Linked DNA regions of Homo sapiens: regions 2, 3, 4 and 5 are each linked to region 1. Evidence: chromatin contacts called from ENCODE Hi-C or POLR2A ChIA-PET data. All regions are on one chromosome and are shown on one strand. Each heading gives the region's core, a stretch centred on a gene start or an enhancer-like site at or near the end of the contact. The rest is flanking DNA. Distances are from core to core; before and after follow the strand shown. Region 1 holds the start of RUNX3 (RUNX family transcription factor 3). Region 2 holds the start of AUNIP (aurora kinase A and ninein interacting protein). Region 3 holds the start of MTFR1L (mitochondrial fission regulator 1 like). Region 4 holds the start of IFNLR1 (interferon lambda receptor 1). Region 5 holds the start of LDLRAP1 (low density lipoprotein receptor adaptor protein 1).

Region 1 (4,639 bases), core at 1,164-3,663:
GTGGAGAAGAGGCTTAAAAACAATAAAGACCTTCCCCCAAATATCACGAAAACAAGAAGATGGAATCTCGAGCTTCCACACCAAAATCCTAGATCAACTGCTTACATAAACTGTGTCCCAAGAAATCATCCTTTCAATGAAATCTAAGCCAGAGCTGTGAATCAGCTCAGTCACTATGATGTGGGGTGCAGTTCCCCTGTTGTCTTCGGCTGCAGCGAAAGAGGAATCAACATGCTCCTAGCAACGAAGTCTCCAAATGAGAAAGAGTAACAACAATAATAACAACAGGGCTGCTACCCCCACTCAATTTATGCAAGAGCTGTTTAGGGCATGAAATTTGGCCCTGAAATGTGGACCAGGCCCAGTTTATTGGCCTCTGCAGAGCCTAAATTCGTTATGCAGAGAAAATGCAGAATGCAAAACTCACTGGTGTTTTGAAAAAGGCCACCAGAAAACCCCTTTAAAGTGAGAGTGGGGCTTTTGATAATGGAAGGATGCACCTGCCGGGAATTGCAGGATGGGGGTGGCGATGTCCCCCTAAACACCATCTCCCCCAAATCCCCCACCCCCAGGAGCACGGAGAGGCGGATGCCTTTTGAAAAAGAATCAGACTTTAAACAGAGTCACAACTATTTAAACGTGGCCGCCGCGTGCAGGGACTGGGGATCCATATGGTAAAAATTTCAAGGAGAAAATGTTTGGGATCTGATTAAGAAGACCAGATTTCCTGTCAACATCCTGTCTTCTTTTAATTTCAAAGACTCCTTTTAAGCTCCAAGTGACAGTAAAACCTCCGATCTGACGATTAAAGTCACACGGGCCTCCCGCCCCTCCCGGCGAGATTTCCCCCACTGGTATTTTAAGATGTCACCCGGGAGACCTCAAAGAGCCACTCTTCCTTTTTTTCCCATTTAGAGTCGTCTTAATGGGAGCAGGGACGGCCTCAGCTTCCAGCCACCTCGGGCAGCACCACCCCCAGCCGCCGGCCCTTCCTGCCCTGCCCTTTTCTCACGGCAGCTGTGAGAGGTTTAGGGGAAAACCGAGGCGTTTTCGTTTCATCTCGCTGCCCCCTTAAAAAAATGAAAATGAAACAGTCGCCTACTCCCTGGCATAAAGAAAAAGGTCCTCTAAATGGCTGGGGGCTGCCAGGGTTAGGGGTCCCCCAATCTCAACTCGCCATTCGGGACGCATAATATCCCCGAGCAAACGTCTGGAGAGCAGTGCCCCGATCCCGGCCTAGCGCCGTCCGGTAAAATTTCGGAAGCCCGAGGGTGTGAGCAGGAAGCTTTTGCGAAGCGGCGCGGGAGGAGGGGTGCTGGAGGCGGAGGGTAGGCCCTTTCACCGTTCGCACCCCACCCGCGGTGTCCTTGCCCCTGTCCCGGGATCCTCTTCTCCGTTACCCGCAGGGCTGTATCTGAGCGATCCGGGTTAGGGGGGCGCAAAACCCCATCCGCCCATTTCCGCACCAACGTCTCTACGCAAGGCGCCCCAAAACCCAGGTGGAGCGGGGCAACCCCGTTAAAAGTCATTCCTGCAGGGCGCATCCAAAACGGAACGCCGAGGTCCCGGAGCCGAGCGCGCAGCCAGACTGAACCGGGTGCCCGGGTGTCGCCGCGGCGTCTCGGGCACCTCCCATCCCCACTGCTCCCGAGGCTCTGGCTCCCGCAGCTCAGACGCCCGGAGCCCCAGGGCCGGCGCCCTCCCGCCCCGGGTCCCGCACTCACCTTGAAGGCGACGGGCAGCGTCTTGTTGCAGCGCCAGTGCGAGGGCAGCACGGAGCAGAGGAAGTTGGGGCTGTCGGTGCGCACGAGCTCGCCTGCGTGGTCCGCCAGCACGTCCACCATCGAGCGCACCTCGGGCCGGGCGCGCCCTCCGGGCCCCACGGCCGCCTGCGCGCTCAGCGCGCCGCTGTTCTCGCCCATCTTGCCGCCGCCGCCGCCGCAGGGGAAGGCCGGGGAGGGAGGTGTGAAGCGGCGGCTGGTGCTTGGGTCTACGGGAATACGCATAACAGCGGCCGTCAGGGCGCCGGGCAGGCGGAGACGGCGCGGCTTCCCCCGGGGGCGGCCGGCGCGGGCGCCTCCTCGGCCGCCGCTGCCGCGAGAAGCGGGAAAGCAGAAGCGGCGGGGCCCGGGCCTCAGGGCGCAGGGGGCGGCGCCCGGCCACTACTCGCCAGGGCCCGCCCGCTGCGAGGCCTCGCTGGCCCGACGGCCGCCCGCAGCCTGCCCGGCTAGTCCCGCATCCTCGGCGCGCGGCCCCGCGTGCGGCCGCCCCTCGTGGCTGTCCCGGCTGCCTGGGCCGCGGCGGGGCCCGCGCGGGGCTGTGCCGCTGCCGCCGCCTCCCGCCCCGAAGCTCGCCCGCGGCCGCCCCGACTCCGCGGCCGCAGCCCCAGAACAAATCCTCCAGAATCAAGTGGCGGGGCCGCGGCCGCCCGCGCGGGGTTAGTACCCCCGGGGCCCGCGGGGCGGGGCTGGCGGAGCGACGCGTCGCACAGCCAATCGGCGGAGCCCCCATCGCGGGCACCTCGGTGGCGTTCGCGGGGAGGAACGGGGCCTGCCGGAGGCCGCCCAACGGGGAGGGGCGGAAGGCGCCACCCCGCGGAGGAGGCCCCAGTGCCACAGCCCAGGGCCCCCGAGAGCTCTGGGAGCCCGGGGCAAATGCTAGAAATTTGCTTAGAACGTCCGGGTCCCACGGAAGGCGCCCTTGCCGCCCTCTCTCGGGTCGTAGCTCCCTGACGCTGGGGCGCAACCCCTTCGCTCCTCCTCCCCGCTGGCCGCGGCCGGGCTTCCCCAGCTCTTGCTGCTTCGGGCCTGTGACTTCTGCAACCCCGGGCTGGGGGCCGCGGGGTCTCAGGGCCGGTGACGCCGCACTGGGAGCCGCCCCAAAGAGGTTACTCACCTCCCTCGTCCCGCACATTATTCTGACCCAAGAGCCTCCACCCCACACGGGATTTTGCGCGTCGTCCACGCCCGGCCGGCGGCCTTTGCTGCTCCCAGCCCTGCGCGGCTTTGGTCCCAGCCTCGGTGGCCCCTGTGCCAAACCGGGGACAGGCGGAAGGGAGTCTCCTAGGGACCCTAAGTAGCCTGGGGCCAACAACCCCTTTCCTCTCTGCTCTCCCCTCAAAACAAGTTTCAGGATCTTGCAGGCCTCGCGGCGTCGTTCTTCGTTGTGGCGGCCTGTGGCTCTTTGAAAAACACGACGAGGCCTGCAAAATGCGTTTTTCTTTTTTTCCTTTACGCATGTAACCACGGTCCTGCATCGTGAAACGGTACGCGCGTCGGTGGCAAAAGAAAAACAGCAGTGGCTGCAAAGCTAAGGGCCCTCGCTTTCAGAGGAGAGAATTTTCTTTCTCCATGCGGGTGGAAAGTGGCCTCTGCGGGTCCAACCCCACTTCTTCTTGGGCCCGTGCGCTCCGGCTGCGCCGCAGGGACCGCGGACAGCTTCGCCAAGGCACTGCCTGCCCGCCCGGCTCCGGGTCCCCGCTCCCACTCCCAGCCGCGTGGCCCAACCTCTCCTGGGCTTCACTGCAAATCACCCCTTCCTCTCCCGCCTCCTAAGTCTGTCGAGCAGACCTAGGGGCCGGCTACAGTTGGGAGGGCAACGGGAAAGATCAAGCCACAATCATTCCGAATTATCGCCCCAGACACCTCCCTAGACTCTGGGGAACGAACGCGTGCTGAGCCTCCCCGCCGCTTTGGAGACGGGGCTAGATTTTCGTTGCCTCCGGCTCTCGACAGGTGCAAAACAATGAATTCCAAGCCTCGGAAGCAAAGAAGCTTAGGATCCGACGGTGGCCGCAAGATCTCATCATGGATCTGACCCCTGCTCAGCGCGCGCCATTTCGTCGTTGCCAAACGAAATCAAGCCCCGCGTGCGCTCCAGGGGCGAAGGACTCTGGACTCACCCCGACCACCGGGAGAGCTGGCCCCTACCCACCTCGGGACCTCACAGCACGCCCTCAGGCCGTGTCGAAAGGAAGGACGGCAAAGGTCCCTTACTGAACCTTTTAAGAGAGCCTGCGCCTGGCAGTTGTCGATTGCGGACCCAGGCCCGCGCGCCCTCGGACGCGCTGGCACGAGCAGCAGAACTAGAGGAAAGCGAGTGATCCAGCCTGGGCGCTCCCACCTCCGGGAACGTCTCCGAGAAGGCGCAGCGCGTCGTGGCCAGGTAGGGCCCTGGCCGGGGGCGGGCAACACGTGCTGCCCTCGAGCAGGTTGCGGGACCATGACCCGCTGTTTCAGGTGGTGGTAAATTCCATTTGTCGAATGGTTTCGGTTTGCACCGTGCCCTTTGCTTGTTCCTCCGCCTGATTTCTCCCTCTCCGCTTACGATGGGTTCACAGACAAGTTTCCAGAGAATGAGGGACTCTTGTGGGCCCTGGCACCTGGCGCAGGGCCCGGCACGGCTCCGGCTCTCCGTAGGGCGCTGGCTCCCCGTGGGCACCAGATCCAAGGGACCAGGGCGGCGGGGGGAGGGGGGGCGGGTGCAGGCCCTTGGGTCCCCAGACCAAGGTCGCGGGGCCGCCTGGCAGGCACAGTGGCGGGAGCCGCCGCTAGTTGGCGCCCGCGCCCTGCCAGCCGCGGAGGTGCGGGCCCGGCCGGGCTACAGATGCGCGCCAGCTGCGGCCCCGGGTGCAGGCGCG
Region 2 (4,639 bases), core at 991-3,490, 930 kb after region 1:
AGGAGTAATAAATAGCTATTGCACATTTTGATTTTTTTTTTTTTTTTTTTGAGACTGAGTCTTCTGTCACCCAGGCTGGAGTGCAGTGGCACGATCTCGGCTCACTGCAACCTCCACCTCCTGGGTTCAAGCAATTCTCCTGTCTCAGCCTCCCGAGTAGCTGGGATTACAGGTACCTGCCACCACGCCCAGCAAATTTTTGTATTTTTTATAGGAGAGACGGGGTTTCACCATGTTGGCCAGGCCGGTCTCGAACTCCTGACCTCAGGTGATCCGCCCGCCTCGGCCTCCCAAAGTACTAGGATTACAGGCGTGAGCCACCGCACCCGGCCATTTTGATAATTTTTGAAAAAATAAAACAATCGGCCAGGCACGGTAGCTCAAGCCTGTAATCTCAGCACTTTGGGAGGCCGAGACGGGCGGATCACTTGAGGTCAGGAGTTCAAGACCAGCCTGGCCAACATAGTGAAACCCTGTCTCTACTAAAAATACAAAAATCAGCCGAGCGTAGTGGCGGGCGCCTGTAGTCCCAGCTACTCGGGAGGCTGAGGCGGAAGAATCGCTTGAACCCGGGAGGCAGAGGTTGCAGTGAGCTTAGATCGCGCCACTGCACTCCAGCACGAGCAACAAGAGTGAAACTCCATCTCAAAAATAACAATAATAATAATATGCCGGGCGCAGTGGCTCACGCCTGTAATCCCAGCACTCTGGGAGGCTGAGGCGGGCAGATCACGAGGTCAGGAGAGCGAGACCATCCTGGCTAACACGGTGAAAACCTGTCTCTACTAAAAATACAAAAAATTAGCCGGGCGTGGTGGTGGCCGCCTGTAGTCCCAGCTACTCAGGAGGCTGAGGCAGGAGAATGGCGTGAACCCCGGAGGTGGGGCTTGCAGGGAACTGAGATTGTGTCACTGCACTCCAGCCTGGGCGACAGAGCAAGACTCCATCTCAAAAAATAATAATAATAAATAATAATAATAAAATGATCAAATTTCTTATCTATAAAACCAGGATAATGACAAAATCTACTTTACTGAATTTTGGTGAGTACCTGCCATTGATAAAGTGTATAAAGTCTCGGCAAAATGCCTGACACATAGAAAGCACTCAATAAAGGTTAGGTATTGTTGTTATTATTTATACACCTCTTTTCTTCCCTATAAGACTGTGAGCAACCTGAGAGCAAGAATCTTGCCCCTAGTGTCTGTTTTGAGCCTGTTTTCCGTATGTAAAATGGGTATCATTACACTATCTACCATATAGAATTGTACCAAACAAGGTAACATACCTAAAACACTTAGCACCAGCATAAAATGCTCAATAAACATGAATGATTATTATGTCGCACTTTTGTTTCTTTACAGTGACTGAAGAGCATCTTGCCTAGGTGACAGACCTGAATGTGATTTCCAGCTCCTTCTAGTTAGGCGGGCCTAGGTTAGTTACTGAACCTCAGTTTCCTCATTCCCAGCAAGAATGACGACACATATAACGCATATTCAGTATCTAATGCAGTATCCGGCACCCAGTGACTGCTCAGTACATAGGAGGCCAGCTCCCCTTCCCATAGCTTCTACTTTTCCCCTCAAAGTTACCGGTTCTGGGCAGGTAGTTGGCCTGCAACTTGGCAAATTGGGTGGAAACAGACCCCGGGGTGAGAATTTCCCCAATTTGCATTCGCATCCATCTCCCAATGCTCCAGCCTCTACTAGGACGTCTCGCAGGGACTGTGGCCTCCTAGGGAGCCTGGTCAGTTCAACTGCTCCGAGCGAACTTTCCCTCCGCCTCTCCCACACCTGAACCTTCGCCGCCCCTCCCTGCGCACCGCTCCTCCAGACCCCCCAACAGCACGCTCTTTCCTTCCGTCCCTCCCATCCTCCCCAAGCCCCGTTTTTCAACCTTCTTCAGACCACAATCCCTCTCGCCTGTGAATCCCCAACGCTGTTCCCTTCTCTGTCCCCGACTTCGCTTTCATCATCTCCAGGTGTCCCCCAAACTCCTCCCGTCTTACGCCTCCAGGCCCTACCTGGTTCCCAACGCCCTCTCATCCCCCAGCGTCCCACCTGCACTTTCCGCCTCTTCAGCGCCGCCGCGTCCAGCCACACGCCGCAGGCCTCCTCCTCGGGGCCTGTCCGCCTCATGGCCGCTGAGGAGACGAAGCCGGCAGGACGCCGGCGCAGGCTCCCGGCGCCTCAGGGAACGCCAGAACCGCGGCCGCCGACGTTCGGATCTCGCGCCAACGCTGGGGGCGGGGCTACGTCGCGACCGCCCCGGGCGCCAGCCCCGCCCCGGCAAGGCCCTGGCCCCCTTCGCTGTGCCCCGCCCACGCACTAACTTTCGCGGCCGGTCCCTTGAGTGCGTGCGGCATATTTCCCTGCGCGGAGGAGTGCGTGTTCTTTCTGATCCGCTCTTTCAAGAGCGGATTCGGAAGCTGCTGTGTGAACGGTTCTCGACAGCCTCAGAAATGTACATTTTCTTTTTGCTGTATTGAAAATTTCTTACAGTATTTCCCGGGCTTAGGAATTTGTTCGTGTCATCGCTGAATCTTCGCGATCACCCCCAGAAGGAAGTGGCTGAGCCGAGATCAGGCCCGTCGACTCCAGACCAGGGGTCCTCGACCTAAGTGGTTACCAGACACTCGAGTGTGCGAACAACTTTGGTAATTTTTTTTTTTTAATGTAAGCGTAACTACGAAGCCACATGGGAGAGGATTTTGAAGAGGTTAAAATTTGGGGTCAGGAACTAGATTTCAGTCCTGCTTTCACCGTTTACTGTGCCTTGGATTTTAAAGAGGATCAAATGAGGTTGTGAAAGTACTTTGTGAATTCAGAAAACCCCTTGGAAATGCAAAAATGTTGGCACCCCCACCCATCCTTCCGTCCCTAACCACAATCTCCATAGATGGAATATATGTACATTATACGTAATGTTTACATATTGTATATGTAAAAAAAATTTTTTTTTGAGACGGAGTCTCACTGTCGCCCAGGCTGGAGTGCAGTGGCGCTATCTCGGCTCACTGCAGCCCCGCCTCCTGGGTTCAAGCGGTTCTTCTGTCTCAGCCTCCCTAGTAGCTGGAAGTACAGGCGCACGCCACCACACCCAGCTAATTTTTGTATTTTTAGTAGAGACGGGGTTTCACCATTGGCCAGGCTGGTCTCGAACTCCTGACCTCGTGATACGCCTGCCTCAGCCTCCCAAAGTGCTGGGATTACAGGCATGAGCCACCGCGCCCGGCCAAAAATTTTGTAATTTTTTTTTTTTGGTGGAGGGAGGATAGAAGCTCAGCCACCTCTTGCCCAGTCTGCAGCAGGTCAGCCAGGAACCTCAACCATCTCTGCAGCCAGAGCCTGTCTTCATGGTGGACAGAGCCATCTCGCTTTGTCACCCAGGCTCGGGTACAGTGGCACAGTCTCAGCTCACTGCAGCCTCAACCTCTTGGGCTCAAGCGATCCTGCCACCTCAGCCTCCCAAGTAGCTGGGACTACAGGTGTGTGCCACCACGCCTGGCTAATTTTTGTATTTTTAGTAGAGATGGGTTTTCGCCATGTTGGCCAGACTGGTCTCAACTTCCTGCCCTCAGGTGATATGCCTGCCTCAGCCTCCCAAAGTGCTGGGATTACAAGCGTGAGTCACCATGCCTGGCCTATATCAAAATATTTATTTATATACACATATTTTATGTGTGTGTGTGTGTGTGTGTGTGTGTGTGTGTGTGTGTGTATTTCATAAGGTCCCCCATGATATTTCAGCAGTGAAGTGATATTTCTAATTAATTTGGGTTTTCTTATCTTCCCAATTTTCCTTCATTGTATATATATTGCTGTGTACTATGGAAAAAGCAATATTATAAAAGTTAACATACTTCTTCGGTGCGCATGCGACGAGGCTCAATATGTGTGGTGGAGTGTGCACGCCCCTGCCCCCTCCACTAAAAACAAAACAAAAAAACCCTCCTTAATTGAAGGAAAAACCAAACAAAAAAAGTCTTTGTCAGATCATAAAGTGGGATTATCATATTTTAAACACATTATTTTAACTACTTATAAAACTTTAGTAATAAAACTGCCGCCCACTCCCTTGCCAAACAAATTTTGTATATATAGATATGGTATATAAGGCCCCAACCCCATCCCCCAGCAAAGATAAAACAAGAACTGCTCCCTGCACCCTGTGTCCACTCCCAGGGGCCCCAGCTTCCTCCGGAAAACCTCCAGTAATGTGAGCAGGGGCCCCTCCCGGAAACAGGAGACAAAAAACAAAGAGGTGGCTACTGTCACAGTACTTTATTGCATCCAGGCCATAATCCAGACCACCCAGCCCCAACCCCACTTTTCCTTCCACACCTCTTGGTCTCTGCACAGGTTTCCCTCTGCCTGGAATGCCCTTCCTATTCTCCATCTGCAAACTCCTATTCACACTCCCCAACCTAAGACCCTGAGGGTCCCAGGCAGCACAGGTTAATCCCTCTCCAGCACCTCCCTTGACAGTTCATTCTGATATCAAAGCCTTTGTCGGCCAGGCGCAGTGGCTCATGCCGGTAATCCCAGCACTTTGGGAGGCCGAGACGGGCAGATCACCTGAGGTCAGGAGTTCAAGACCAGCCTGACCAACATGGAGAAACCCCGTCTCTACTAAA
Region 3 (4,639 bases), core at 866-3,365, 890 kb after region 1:
GGCATGAGCCAGCCAGCTCAGCCAGGCTCCCTGTGTCCTGGGAGGAAGTGTCCCCATCCCCCATGCCCCTTATGGGGAGGGAGGGCGTCTGATGCTCTCTCTCTGCCTCCCCCCCCATCCTGTCAGGCACAGGTGACGGGGGCAGCCCATGCGAGCCCTTCTCCTGCTGCTCTGGGAGGGCCAGTTCCACATTGAGCCAGCCTGGTCCCATGGAAAATGATGGCCTGGGCTTTCTGAGGCCTTATCTGATGCCTCTGCAGTTCATGTCCCCCACCAGGCCTCGAGGCTCAGGGTGGGAGAGGGCCCCGGGCTGCCCTGTCACTCCTCTAACACTTCCCTCCCCTGTCCCCAACATGCCCTGTAATAAAATTAGAGAAGACTAACTAGAGTGGTTCTAAGTGCTTTTCCTTTGAGTGGCATGTTGCTCAGCTCCGTCCTTCCATGGGGTGGCTCCCTCTTGGGGCAGAGTTGAGCTGGAATGCTTTCAGGTACTATCTTACCTATCGAAGGCTTGAGTGACTTGCCCAAAATAAGTTTTACGATAGAACAAGTGGTAGGACTTACTGTTTTGAGAATCTGGTGCTCTCTGTTGAGAGAGATCTGGGAGTTAAAATCATTGTCTTAAAAGCAGAGCCTGAGACAGGCATGAAGTGTTTTTTTGTTTGTTTGTTTTGTTTGTTTGGTGGGGCTGGGGGGGAGTGTACTTCCAGAAAAACCAGTAAAAGAAGGAAGGAAGCAGAAGAGGGAAAGGAAAAATGCTGAGCAGGAACAGTCTCAGCCCAGCCTTGGCCTGACCCACAGTGGAAGAGCTGTGGGGCATAAACCACACTGCAGAGCTGAACTGGCCTTTTGGACCTTTTATCAGTCATTGGCTTGGGAGGTGAAGGAAATTCCCAGGTAGGGAGCTCCGTTCTTCCTGCAAGGGGATCTGAGTGGGACACCAAATCAGCATCTACACCCAGGACAGACAGCCAGCGTGGACTTGCATGATCCGCCATCGCACAGGAGGGAAAGGTAATGATTAAAACACAATGTGCCATCCTGGGAAGAGGGCCAGACCTGGAAGTCAATCTTCAGCGTTTGAGATATGGTGGAGATCAGGGTGGACGACCTCTGAGGTCTCTAGCCAGGACCAGTCACATAATTTGCACAGCCCCGTGCAAAATGAAAACACAAGAACCCCTATTAGAAAATCATTTCAAGACGGCAACAGCAAAGTACTAAACCAAGTACAGGATTCTGAGCATGCGGCCCGTTGTGACTGCATGGGCTGTTCACCCATGAAACCAGCTCTGTCTCTGGCAGAGGGGACTGCAGGCTTTGGAACCAAGGAACTCCAGCCTGGGAGCCAGGCACAGCCCGAGGCTGTGCTGAAGGCAGAGAAGGAAATGTGACCCAGGAACTGCATGCCACAGACCAAGACAGTGAGGGCTGGAGCACAAAGAGGGAGTGGGTTAGTGAGCCTGGAAGGAATGTGGCTCTTCCCACAGAGCCTCTGGAGTCTTGTACATCAAGTACCCATCTAATAAGCAAACTCATTGAATATACCGTGTGTGTGTGTGTGTGTGTGTGTGTGTGTGTGTGTGTGTGTGAGAGAGAGAGAGAGAGGCTAAAATAGAAGAAAGCTGCAAAGTGCTGGAGGGCAGGAGTCAAGAGGAGAAAGAGGCCCATTCTGCGCATTCTTGCTGGAGAGAGGCTTTGCAAAGGGACCTGCCTGGGAACCAAGAACTGGGAAGGGGGCCAGGGTGAGGATTCTGAAGTTTGCCCTAGGGGTAGGAGCATATTTTAGGGGTCGAGCGACACACCCCTGGGCTTCCAGAAGTCGGATGGGGCTAAACGTGGAGAGCAACAAGCAGGGAGACGCGACGAATACCAGGCCGAGGGATCTCCAAACGCAGCCAACTCCTCCCGGGGACACAGACCCCGCGGGGGCACGGTCTCGATGGAGGGGAGTGTGCTCCGCGGTATCGGAGCCTACAGCCGCCAGCGCCTCGCCCACTCGGGGGCCGCGCTCCCCTCGCCACCGAGCTGGACCCGCCTCCTGAGGGTGCGCGGAGGTGCGCCTCGGTGCGCAGCTGCGGAGGATCGCTTCCGGGGGGCGGGTCAGCGGAAGTGAGGGCGGTTGAGGCTGGGCGGCCCAAGGTGGAAGGAGGGGCCGTGAGGTGAGAGAGTCCGGGAGCCCGAGCTTGAGGTGAGAAAGGTTCTAGGGAGGCGCGGAGGCGGGAGCGCGACCTTCCAGCCCGTTAGTAGACTGGGTCTACGTGCCGGGCGCTGTGCGGAGCCCGCAGCTCCTGTTCCCGCGCGAGTTCTCGCGGGAGCCGCAGCTGTCCGTCTCACTTGGCCCGGGGGAAACTGAGTCCCCGAAGGGTAGTTGCTCGTCGGAGTTCCCCAGCAAACAGTGACCAAGCCAGACCTCAGGCTTCTAGTTTCGGCTTCGCTGCTTGACGGGCCGGGCTGCCCCGCCGCGCATTCTGAGACCTGGCCGCGGCTCGGAGGCTTCCGCGCACTCGGGTCCGGGTCCTGTGGGTCCAAGGGCCGCTGGGCAGGCGGCGAGCACTTGGCCGACCTTGGCCCAGGTCGGGTCGTCTGCCGCGGGGGAGGGGCGACTCGCCCTGGCGGGTCCCCGCGGGGAGAGGGTCCGCGCGGGTCTCCGGCCACTGCTGCGCGCGGCAAAGTTTCACTGAGCGCGGCGGCCTCCGTGGGGGCCCCCGGGACCAGGGGTGCTGAGCAGGGCCCTGCGCTGGAGGAGCTCCCGTTCTCCTGAGGGGACGCCTGTCAGCAGACAGCAACTGCAGCCTCCGGAGGGCTGCGGGGCGCAGAGGTGACAAGACCCACCGGTGCTGCCGGCGAACCGGGGGAAGATCTTCTAGCCAGTGACACTTGGGGGCGGGGGTGACAGCTGAGTTGGTGTTCCCCTTCATTCGTTTAGTTCAGCGCGTTGAAGCGCTCACTGTGTCCTAGGCAGACACCGTGCTGTGCGCGGGGATCACAGTTATCTAGTTCCTCTCGCGAGGACTCCGAGGGACAGGCAGGGTGCTGCGGAGCGCACAGGAAAGGACCTGACCCTGTCGCAGGGAAGGAAGGTGATGCTTAAGCTGAGCTCTGAGGAATGATGAAGAATGAGCTCGGCGAAGGGGGTGCTGGTGTTTGATGCAGGGCTCAGAGGTGGGCCCAGTGTTGGGGGTTGAGGGCCAGTGTGGCTGGAGGGCAAGGGGGAGAGCAGGAGGGCTGGCTGCGAAGCGTGCAGGCCTTGGTGCTCAGTGAATGTGGTCTAGAGACGGCAGAGAAAGATGGGTTTGGGACTGATTGTGGATTTTATCCTGTGTTGGCTCTAGTAAGCCAGTTTTAAACGGATGAGCGATGTGATTAACTGTGTTTGGGAAGGATTCCTCTGGCTGTGTGTGAGGGTTAGGCCCGGCTGGGTCTTTGGAGGTAAGGTCGGAGAGGAAGTGGCAGTAAGCACCGTTAGTGCAATTTGTGGCCGACACGGACATTCAGCACAGAGCCTGGCACACAGAGGGACTCTGATAATAAAGGCTTGAACTGAGCCGAGAAGATGGAGCCCACGCAGGAGGTGGCAGGACCTGGACCAGGCTTTGGGTGCTTTGCACTGGCATGACCACTGAGTGACCTTAGACAAGTGCCTTCCCCTGTCCAACTTCCTTTCCCCATGTGTATCGTGAAGTGAATGACACCTCGTCTCCCAAGGGTAGAAGAGGGGACCCTCCACAGGAGGTCTCCAGAAAGAGCTGCTTTGTCAGTCTAGTCTATCTCCCATTCAGAGCCTGTCCAGGGCTCCCCAGTGACCCGGACCTCATGACTTGCCCCCTACTTTTGTAGCTTTATCATGCTCTGCTCCTCTTTCCATGTCCTTCACCTTCTTGTGCTGGACCTGTGCTCTTGCTGTTTTGTCTTCATTTCCTACTCCCTCGCAACTTACTACAGGGCACTAGGGCCAGAGCTCTGACCTCATCTGGCCACCTGCCTAATGCTACTCAGCCTTTGCTAGAAGTATGTATTCATGTCCTATCACTCTGCTGGACAGCGAGTTCCTTGAGAGCATGACTGTGTCTTACTCCTTCCATAGCCCCTACGGTGCCCAGCACAAGGCCTGGCACAAGTGGGTACTGTTGGTGTTTGATGAACAAGTGAATGAACGAGCACACTGATTGCATCTGCTCACCATGCAAGGACTGCTGTGAAGAGCAGTCAGATGTCACCTCACCCATCTGTGTCATGTTTTAACAGTTCATTAAGCACTCAACCCCATTTCACTCATTGACCCTTAAGGTAGCCTCCAGTGGCAGCTTTTCCTGTCTCCTTTTTCCAGATGGAAAAACCAACATTCAGAAAAGTTAAATAACTTGCCTGTAGCTACAAAGCCAGAAGGTGGCTGAGCCAGGATAAACTTTTTTGGCTCTTTTTCTCTGTAGCTCATGAGACTGAGATTGGCATGAGCTGGTGTTCGTTCTCCTATTTTCTCTGATCTCTCCCTTTGCAAGGGCCCAGCAGTGCTTTTACATCTCATCTTCAAGAATGAATCCTGGGCTTGGATAGTACTTATAATTTGGCTAGATGAGCTTTGTAGCTACCAAGGATTCTATTTGCATCTTTAGAAGTTTTGCCTCAAGAAACCTGA
Region 4 (4,639 bases), core at 1,000-3,499, 740 kb before region 1:
AATAATAATAATAGCAGCTAATGTGTATTGTGTTCTGTGAGCCAGGTTCTGTGCTAAACAGTTTACCTGCACTTTCTCTTTTAATCCTCATTACATCCCTAGGAGGTAGGTATTCATTATAATAATTATAATCGTTACAGATGGGAAAACCAAGGCCCTCTCAGCTATTAAGTTGTAGAATCAGATTCAGTCCAGGCCTAGCCAACTCCAAAGTCCGAGCTCTTGACTGTACTTTGTCTTCTAGGTTCTCATGGGGTCTATTGAGCTTTATGATTCCAACTATTCCATCTATTGACCACTACGAGTCAAACAAGATCTGTTGACCACGGTGTGCCAGGGGTTTCAAAGAAGAACACAACTTCATTCCTGCCCTATAGGAGCTCATGGTCCCATGGAGAATTCAGGGTCCTGAAGTGTCCCATGTGCCATGATGGAAATCCATACGGGTTGCAAAATGGCATCAGGGAGGGAGGGTCCAGTTCTGTGGATGGCTGTCCCCAGCCTCGGCTGCCTACCCATCACCTTCTAGACCCAAAAGTGGGTGCCTGCTTCCACCTCATCCTGTGTCCTCTAGCTGGGACTGTATCACCACGAGGCTAGTGCTATTACTACTCCCAGCTTCTGGACTTCCTAACGGGTGACCAGCAGGAGACCAGGCTGTCTGCAAGCCACTTGTAAGGTATCCTATGGGCAGGACAGTCCCCAGATTCGAGCTAGGTCACATGAGAAAAACAGCAGTTAGAGCAACTTTCCTCTATGAAGCCTTCAAAGGATGCCAGGCACTAGTTTGGCTCTTTACATGTAAAACCTCAATCACCCTTGGGACAGACCACCCTATGGGGTAGGTGTCATTCATTCTGCTTCCATGGAAAGGGCGCTAGGCTCAGAGACAGATGCTAACTAACTTGCCTGAGGCTACACAGTCAGTTTGTGTGGGAGCCAGTATTTGAACTTAGATCTGGCTGTACTTACTCCTAAATCATCACACCATAGTTAGTGTTGTGTATATTAAATACTTATCAGGTGAAAGTACAAGAAGGTCTGGGTTTGACAGTGAAAGGGGAACAGAAGACCCCACCCTCCCTCCACACACAGGTACACGGTCCCTCATCAGCCACAGAGAACGCTGCTGTGGGCACTGGGGGCTGGAGCATCCCTGGCTGGCCTAGTGACCCAGTGGATGGACAGCCTGTCCCACGTGCCTACCCTGGAGGCAAAAGCTAGCCAGGCTTGCTTTAGCCCCTCTTCTCTCTTCTGTGTGCCTCACCTCTGCCATCCTTCTTGAGGAATTCCCTGAATTGCTCTGAGCCTCAGTTTTCCCATCGGAAAAGTAAAAATAATATCTACCTCCGAGGATGGCTGGGTCGTGAGGCTTCCAGAATAATGCGGTGCCTGGCACAAAGAAGTTGCTGAATAAATATAGGCTTTTATGATGATTGGATTATGCCCAGGGACCTTTACAGCTCTTTAAACTGTGAGTCCAAGACTAGGAAAATATCCTGGGGGCGATTTCTGGACCTTCTCTTCCCTGCTTCGGTTGGAGTCGTGGGCGGTGAGGTTTGGTGGTTGGGTCCTACGGCGAGGAATTTTGTACCTGACACCTTACTCATCAGTAGAGGTGGGAAAACAACAACAACAACAACAACAACAAAACAACAACAAAACAACAACCACCACCAAAAGAAAGCCGTCTTGTTAGAAAGCAGGGCACAGGCGACCAGAGCTCCGTCCCACCAGAGGCCTGGCAGGAACGGGAAGGGACATCAATCGGTCCCACTTTCCCTGCTGTCCACACTTTAGGGTCAAGTGTGGTTTTCACGCAGGGATCAGTGCTTTCTTTAGGAAACATTAAAAAGCACTTTATTAAAAAATATGCAGTATCAAACTGCCGCTGTCTTTTTTCTCCAGTTCTCCTGAAGCTGGAAGCATTAGGAAACTGGATTCGTTTCCTGCGGGAGAGGAATATCAAAGACCCGGTTCTGTTCAGTCCTGGGAAGAAGCAAACTGGGGGCGCGTAGGCAGGGCCGATTCGCACCCGGCTCGGGTGGCTGCGGACCCCGTGCCTGTCCCAGGAGCTCCGGGTCCGAGGGTAGGCGCGGCCCGGCCCGGGGAGCCCTCTTCCCCCTCCCTCCCGCGGCCCCGCGCCCTTACCTGGAGCGGCCTGCAGCAGGCACAGGAGCAGGGGGCCCCAGCGCTCGGGCCCCGCCATGGCCTTCCTGCCGCGGCGTCCCCGCCCGGGCCCAGGTCCCCGCCTCCCGCCTCCCGCCTCCCGTCTCCTAGCCCACCGCGGGCAGGTGACGCAGTCGGCAGCCAATGGCCCGCAGAGCCGCGGGCCCGTCCCTGCCGCCTAGGATTCACTGAGAAGGTCCCTGGGGACAGCCCCGCCGCGGGGGGAGGGGGGGGGGGGAGCGCGCCGGTCCCCGCGCTCGAAACTCGCCCGTACCTCTGCTTCATCTGCACTTAGTTTTGTTTTACTCAATTCCCGGAAAAAAAAATCAGTAAATCCGTGCACGGGGGAAGGGCAGGGGAGGGGAAGAAACCGGCTGATGATCAATAACCCACGGCCAGTCCAGTGCTCCAGGACGGGCCATTTTGGCAGGATTAGGGAGAGTTCAAGGCCGGTTTGGCTACGCGGCCTCAATGCCATTGGCGGGATCCGAGCGCGTTTCTGAGCCGGATGCTGAGCTCCGCGCCTTACACACGCGATTCCCTTTAATGCCCCCGGGGATCCCGGCGGATCCGTGCTGCCCTTCTCCACGTACTTCTCTCCCGGGGAGCGGCAGGCCCCAGAGCTTCAGGTGCTTGTTCTGGGGAAAGCTGTCTTTCTGACCCCGAAGGCTGTGGTGTTCACCTGGACAGCAGTAGCTTCCCAGTAAGGCACACGCCACGACGCGCAATATTATGCGGCCCTTTAGGAGGACGTTGCCGAATGGTGTGTATCGACACCGAGGTGTTTGCAACACACTGAGAAACAGAAAAGCGAGTGCTAAAACATAGGCCCATTAAAAAAGTGTGTGTGTAGCCGGGCGCGGTGGCTCACGCCTGTAATCCCAGCACTTTGGGAGGGTGAGGCGGGTGGATCGCCTGAGGTCAGGAGTTGGAGACAAGCCTGGCCAACATGGTGAAACCCCGTCTCTACTAAAAATACAGAAAATCAGCCGGGCGTGGTGGCATTCACCTGTAATCCCAGCTATCAGGGAGGCTGAGGCAGGAGAATCGCTTGAACCCAGGAGGCGGAGGTTGCAGTGAGCCGAGATCGCGCCACTGCACTCCAGCCTGGGCGACAGAGTGAAACTCAGTTTCAAAAAAAAAAAAAAAAGTGTGTGTGTGTGTGTGTGTGTGTGTGTGTGAGTCTGTCTGTATGCATAGAAAGATATTTGGAATAATAATTACCAAAATATTAATGGTTGTTGTCTTTGGGTGATGAGGATTTTCTTTTTCAACTTTCTTCTTTTCTGATCATATTTCGTTTCCAATTTTTTGATAATTATTTGAAACTGGGATCAGCTTTGGTCCCATCAGTTTTTGGAAGAGAAAATGATTTTCACAGAGCTTGGTGGGTCCAAAAGTTGCTCTGAGTTTAACCGCGGGGGAAATTTCTTTTGGAAATTTCAGGATGCTTCTGGGACTAGCATCAAGGCTTCTGCTTAATCAGGATTTTTTTTCTTTTTTTTTTTTTAGACAAAAGCTCTGTCGCCCAGGCTGGAATGCAATAGTGTGATCTTGGCTCACTGCAACCCCGCCTCCTGGGTTCAAGCTATTTTCTCACTTCAGCCTCCCAAGTAGTTGGGATTACAGGCACCTGCCATCATGCTCAGCTAATTTTTGTAGAGATGGGGTTTCACCATGTTGGGCAGGCTGGTCTTGAACTCCTGACCTCAGGTGACCTCAGCCTCCCAAAGTGCTGGGATTACAGGCATGAGCCACTGTGCCTGGCCTTAATTAGGATCTCTTAACAAAGCCCTGCTCACAGAGGACGCAATTCCACCTCAAAGGCGCAGGGTGGAGGAGGATGGAAGAGCAGCAGGCACGGTCAGTGTTGGTATCTTGGGATCTCTGAAATGTTGACTGTTGACTTTCTTTTCTCCTTCCTTCCTTCCTTTCTCTCTCTTTCTTTCTTTCTTTCTTTCTTTCTTTCTTTCTTTCTTTCTTTCTTTCCTTCCTTCCTTCCTTCCTTCCTTCCTTCCTTCCTTCTTTTTTCTCTCTCTTTCCTTCTTTCTTGCTTTCTTATTTTCTTGCTTTCTTTTTTTTTGACAAGAGTCTCACTCTGTCACCCAGGCTGGAGTGCAGTAGCGTGATCATGGTTCACTGCAACCTCTACCTACTGGTTCAAGCGATTCTCATGCCGCAGCCTGCCAAGTAGCTGGGACTACAGGCGTAAGCCACCATGCCCAGCTAATTTGTGTATTTTTAGTAAAGACGGGGTTTCGCCATGTTGGCCAGGCTAATCTCGAACTCCTGGCCTCAAGTGATCTGCCCACCTCGGCCTTCCAAAGTGCTGGGATTATAGGCATGAGCCATGCACCCGGCCCTGAAATGTTGACTTTCATTTCCACCCAGCAACTGCAACTCTTTTAGACCCGGAATCCCACTGTGCTTGGAGCGGTTCAACAGCAGGTACAGAAATATCTTCATTTGC
Region 5 (4,639 bases), core at 1,455-3,954, 610 kb after region 1:
TTGCGTAAGTCCCTGTCCCTCTCTGGGCCTTAGGCTCCTCATCTGTGAAATGAGGGTTTGGCCACAGTGACCTCAGAGGAGGCCACTCGCAGCTCTGACCTTCTGTTTCTGCTTCTGTTTCTGGGATTGGCAGAAGGGGCACTAGCAGGCTGCCCCTCTGCAGGGGACACATGGCTGACAGCTCGCAGCAAGCCATCTCCGGGAAACTGCAAAGGCTGGTAAACAGTTCTCGTTGCACACGCAGCGTTCCCAGGCCTTCCTGCTTATCAGGCCCATATGGTGCCCCCTGCCAGCCGGACACCACCAGCTGCCCTTGGCCAGTCTGCCCTGGGTGATCACTTTTCCTCCCTGCTTCAGAATGCTCTCTCTACTATTCCAGAATCTAGCTGGCTTGGGATAAGTGAGCTGGGGGCACTCAGCCCTGTGGACCCATCTACCTATTGCCACAGCCCTTTTGCAGAAGGCAGCCTGGTTTGGTGAAAAGCTGGAGAAAGGGAGAAGGGGAGGAAAGGAGGGAGGAAGGACAGGAACACTGACTGTGTTCCAACTCCATTTGGACCCCTTACTAGGCATTTGGGATTCAGAAATGAATCAGAAAAACTTCCTGCTTTTGGAGGGTACAAAGTCTAATGGAGATGAGAGGAGTATAAACAGGCAGCAGTAGTGCTTGCAATCCTGAAAGTTCAGGACTGTGGGCGCCCACAAAGAGAAACTTAATCCATGGGTGGTAGTCAGGGAAGCCTTCCTGGAGGAGGCAACTTTAAAGGTGGGTTCTCAAGAACAGGATTCAGCCATTCCAACTCCTGTTATTTAGTCCTTAAGGACAGCCCTGTGAAATAGATATAGTTGTCCCTTTTACAGATGAGGCTCAGAAGGGTGAGTTCACAACCACCAGAAGGACAGCTGGGTTCTAACCCCTGGCATTATACTCTACCCCATTGCCTATGGGCCTGAGTCTGATCCCAGTCTCTGACTCTCGGAGACTATCAGTGAATGCTTCCCTCCCTGACCTAGGGCTGTCATCTGTAAAGTGGGTCCACCTAAGCAGTGTTGCTGGGGAAGCCAAGGACAGACTGGCTAACAAAGCACTTGGTTTATAAACAGGGGAATGTCAGTGAGGCCGCCCTATCCAGCTGGGGACAGCACAGCACTATCTTTCTCCCGACACAGAGAGGACTGCTGGCTTCTGAGCCAGGAGTAATTACAGAGGTTGAAGTTGGCCTTGCCTGAGGCACCCCCTTCTAAAAGAAGCCAGGCTGTGGCTTGGATGTGTGTGTCCTCCCTCTGGCTCCTTTTGGCACAGTTTGAAAGGAAGGCATGGCATCCTAGAGAGTTAGAACAAATCCTTCCAATCCTGGAGTTAGAACATCTGTGCCTGAGCAATTCTGGGGTTCAGACTGCCCTCCGAATGCTCCTAGGAAGCAGCTTGGGGTCAGGGTCAAGGTCATGCAGATTCTTGACCCTGGCAGGTTGGAAGGATCACTAGAGATAGCATTGACTCTCATTCACAGATAAACAAGACTCAGAGAGGGGAAGTACTTGCCTGAGGTCACACAGCAAGTCAGTGTCAGGGGCACGTTCCAGATCATACCATCTGTGAGGCTACCTGGGAAGTTGCGGGGGCATGGGGTGGCCCAGCATGCTCAGGTGGTGCCAGGGAGCAGCCTGGGAGCTACGAGGATGAGTAAAGTGCCTGGCTGGACTTGCTAAAGGCAAATTTTTATATACCGACCCTGCGCCTAACAAGGGTCTATACTGCAAGCTTGTCCAACCTGTGGCCCACTGGCCATGTGAGGTCCAGGACGGCTTTGAATGGAGCCCAACACAAATTGGTAAAGGTTCTTAAAACATTATGAGATTTTTTTGGGCAGGGTGTGGTGGCTCACAGCCATCCCAGCACTTTGGGAGGCTGAGGCGGGCAGATCACTTGAGGTCAGGAGTTCGAGACCAGCCTGGCCAACATGGTAAAACTCCATCTCTATTAATAATACAAAAATTAGCCAGGCATGGTGGTGCATGCCTGTAATCCCAGCTACTCGGGAGGCTGAGGCATGAGAATAGCTTGAACCCGGGAGGTAGAGGTTGCAGTGACCCGAGATCGCACCACTGCACTCCAACCTGGGCAACAGAGTGAAACTCTGTCTCAGGGGAAAAAAAACAATACAGAAAAACAAAAAACATGAGTGTGTGTGTATATATATATATTTCAGCTCATCAGCTGTCGTTAGTGTTAGTGTATTTCATGTGTGGCCCAAGACACTTCTTCTTCCAATGTGGCCTAAGGAAGCCAAAAGTTTGGATATCCCTGGCTTACAGCCTCCACTATTTCCTAAGTCTCCCACTGCCCTGGACATCGCATTGCTTTTGTCCCTGAACAAGATCTTTCACCACTGGAGGAGCCCTCAGTCTCCCCATCTGTAAAATGGTCACTGGAAATCCTAGGCCGCTGCTCTCAGGCCCTCAGGCCCCTACGGGGTGGGGATTGGGGAAAAGGAGGAAAGCGGGGGCGTCTAGGGCTTGCGATTTGCTATCTTCTGGCGCCTTCGGGCGGCCTCGGAAACTCTTGGTGCCTGGACCTGGAGCCTGGACAGGGACCGGGCGGGGCGAGACCGGCCGTCGGGGGCGCGGCCCGTCTGGGGGCGGGGCCTGTCCTCTCTCGCCCCGCCCCGTCGGACGCCGCGGCGGAGCTGGCGCTGGGAGGGGAGGAGCGCGCAGCCCGCGCGCCGCAGGGCCGGGCGGAAAGTTTTTCCTGACGGAGTTTTGGCTGCGGCAGCGGCGGCGGCGGCCGGAGCGGGCCATGGACGCGCTCAAGTCGGCGGGGCGGGCGCTGATCCGGAGCCCCAGCTTGGCCAAGCAGAGCTGGGGGGGCGGTGGCCGGCACCGCAGTGAGTGTGCGCGCGTCAGCCGGGCCGGGCCGGGATCGGGCAGAGGCGCGCGGGGCCTCCGCGGGCGCCCGGAGTGCGGCCAAGTTGGGCAGAGGCGGGGCCTCACCGGCGCTCCGGTCCCGGCGTGGCCCTTTCCCGGCCCTGCGGGGCAGGGGGTCGGCCGGGGTCAAGTTGTGCACCTACTCGCCGGCCGCTCGATGCCGCTGCGAGGAGGGGCAGCGCTGAGGAAGGAGCCCGAGCTCGGGGTCCTCAGGTGCAGCCGGCATGGGGTGGGGTGCAGGTTGGGAGAAGAGGCCCCCGCCACCCGCGGCACCTCCCGCCCTGCTGTCCTGGCCAGCTAGGGGGAGGCAGGCGCTCGTCGTCGGTGCCTAGGGGAGGAGGAGAGGGCGCAGGGGCTTGGGAAGACGCCCCCGTCCCGCACCCCTGCGCCCCAGCCAGCAGCTGCGGCGGTCAGGAGCCCACTGGCCCGTTCTCCCGCCCCCTGCCCGACCCACCGGGCCAACTTTTGACTCCGGGTGCCCAGACACCCATCCAGGTGTGAGCCCGGGGTCGCAGGTACGTACTTGAAATTGGGAACGAGGCCCCGCCTGGGGTGCCTCGGGAGAGCCCCACATCAGGCGATCTAGACCCTTACGTCCCTTCCTCTAGCCGGGTCCAGGTGGCAAGCCTGGCGTCCCGACTATTTTTGAAACCTGTTTTCTCTCGCACCTTTCCCCTCGGGCTTCCAGAGTCCCTTGGGTGCCCAGGCAAACGACAGACTCGCCGCCACCTCTCCCTGGGGCGTCTGGGAGGCTGGGAGGGGCCTCCCCCCCTTTCTCTCCCCCAGTCTCTGATTACGCTCAGGGAACTTGTCACCTGGCACCTTCCCCTGAAGCCAGAAGACCCAGCCTAGCGCAGGTCTCGTTGTTTGGGAGGGAGAAGAGAGTGGCTTGCCTGGGGTCACACACACCTTCCTGCTGGTTTTGGAGCCAGAGCCCAGGACTGCTGCACACTCCCACCTCCCTGCCACCTACTTCGGGCCACAGCTTCTCCCCTCATCAGGAAACAACTGACAGTACAGCACCCCCTCATCCCATCCCCTCTTGGCCTTACAGGGCTCTGCCAGGGGAGCCCGAGCTCCCTGGTCCAAGGAGTGCCAGCGTGTCTGGGCCTAGAGGGCCCGCCTCCCTCCTCCTCTGGCCCCACTCTGTTGTTCAGCTGTGGCCGCCTCCCAGCTGAGACTGGCATTGGCATTGGGAATGTGGGGTGGTGCCTGCTGGTGGGGGGTGGGGTCAGAGACCCATTAGGGCTGGGCCACTAGGCCAGGGGATGTACCGTTTATCACACTGATTGCATCCCAAAATAGACCCTTTAAAAACTGGCAAGATTTGACCAGGACTTCTGAGATGGCCATCTGTTCCAGTGGGAGAATCCTGCGGGTTTTCTCCAGGAATGAGGGAGGGAGGGTGGTGGGGCAGCCCCCAGGGAAGTGGTTTTGAAGGAAGGGGGGCTGGCAAGGGAAGGGAGGCTAGAAAGAAATATCTCTGAATCTGGGGACGTGGAAGAGGTAGCCGCTTTGGATGTGGAAGAGAATTTCTCTTGCCATCTTCAATCTTGAGCAAGTCACTTGTCCTTTCTGATCCTCGGTTTCCTCATCTGCAACATGGGGATAAAAACTCTTACCTGGCAGGAGTATCAAGGAGATTATTGGTAATAATGCTCCCTCCTAACTGGTGGCTTTCTTCTCCCCTGCTCCTCTTCCCCCTGCCTATCCT

The links. Hi-C counts contacts between places; a loop is a spot of excess contacts on that map. ChIA-PET counts read pairs that join two places held with the same protein, here RNA polymerase II (POLR2A). Pooled maps may share reads with other maps.
Region 2: a pooled map shows a loop between it and region 1 (6-fold over the local background). The contact joins the promoter of AUNIP here to the promoter of RUNX3 in region 1. A Hi-C loop is called at or near these places in 2 of 50 pooled maps. POLR2A ChIA-PET finds 5 or more read pairs at or near these places in 3 of 52 experiments (GM12878, activated CD4-positive, alpha-beta T cell and naive thymus-derived CD4-positive, alpha-beta T cell).
Region 3: a loop to region 1 is called in a pooled map, with 7 times the contacts of the local background. The contact joins the promoter of MTFR1L here to the promoter of RUNX3 in region 1. A Hi-C loop is called at or near these places in 1 of 37 single-sample maps with no recorded cell type and 4 of 50 pooled maps. POLR2A ChIA-PET finds 5 or more read pairs at or near these places in 1 of 52 experiments (CD4-positive, alpha-beta T cell).
Region 4: a map with no recorded cell type shows a loop between it and region 1 (4-fold over the local background). The contact joins the promoter of IFNLR1 here to the promoter of RUNX3 in region 1. A Hi-C loop is called at or near these places in 4 of 37 single-sample maps with no recorded cell type and 5 of 50 pooled maps. POLR2A ChIA-PET finds 5 or more read pairs at or near these places in 3 of 52 experiments (HepG2, activated B cell and naive thymus-derived CD4-positive, alpha-beta T cell).
Region 5: a loop to region 1 is called in a pooled map, with 2.5 times the contacts of the local background. The contact joins the promoter of LDLRAP1 here to the promoter of RUNX3 in region 1. A Hi-C loop is called at or near these places in 2 of 37 single-sample maps with no recorded cell type and 5 of 50 pooled maps. POLR2A ChIA-PET finds 5 or more read pairs at or near these places in 1 of 52 experiments (endothelial cell of umbilical vein).

The regions. Positions count from the first base shown.
Region 1 is chr1:24,927,863-24,932,501 of GRCh38, forward strand. RUNX3 (RUNX family transcription factor 3) reads right to left here and starts at 2,414. Exons shown (of 5, transcript NM_004350.3): 1 at 1,725-2,414. The coding sequence starts at 2,006. RUNX3-AS1 (RUNX3 antisense RNA 1) reads left to right here and starts at 2,595. Exons shown (of 4, transcript NR_183341.1): 1 at 2,595-4,164. RefSeq lists enhancers at 620-1,354, 1,003-1,182, 1,355-2,088, 3,528-4,117 and silencers at 1,653-2,092, 2,293-2,762, 4,433-4,639.
Region 2 is chr1:25,857,217-25,861,855 of GRCh38, forward strand. It overlaps AUNIP (aurora kinase A and ninein interacting protein), which reads right to left and starts at 2,241. Exons shown (of 3, transcript NM_024037.3): 1 at 2,064-2,241. The coding sequence starts at 2,141. It overlaps PAQR7 (progestin and adipoQ receptor family member 7), which reads right to left. Exons shown (of 3, transcript NM_178422.6): 3 at 4,268-4,639. RefSeq lists enhancers at 1,896-2,521, 2,419-2,648, 2,522-3,147 and silencers at 2,139-2,398, 2,999-3,058.
Region 3 is chr1:25,817,839-25,822,477 of GRCh38, forward strand. MTFR1L (mitochondrial fission regulator 1 like) reads left to right here and starts at 2,116. Exons shown (of 7, transcript NM_001099625.2): 1 at 2,116-2,191. LOC646471 (a long non-coding RNA gene) reads right to left here. Exons shown (of 1, transcript NR_024498.1): 1 at 2,116-4,639. It overlaps SELENON (selenoprotein N), which reads left to right. Exons shown (of 12, transcript NM_206926.2): 12 at 1-383. RefSeq lists enhancers at 159-659, 2,302-2,441, 2,822-2,911 and silencers at 1,902-2,091, 2,542-2,711.
Region 4 is chr1:24,185,040-24,189,678 of GRCh38, forward strand. It overlaps IFNLR1 (interferon lambda receptor 1), which reads right to left and starts at 2,250. Exons shown (of 7, transcript NM_170743.4): 1 at 2,152-2,250. The coding sequence starts at 2,209. RefSeq lists a silencer at 2,023-2,512.
Region 5 is chr1:25,540,902-25,545,540 of GRCh38, forward strand. LDLRAP1 (low density lipoprotein receptor adaptor protein 1) reads left to right here and starts at 2,705. Exons shown (of 9, transcript NM_015627.3): 1 at 2,705-2,885. The coding sequence starts at 2,798. RefSeq lists an enhancer at 2,375-2,434 and silencers at 2,535-2,994, 3,025-3,204.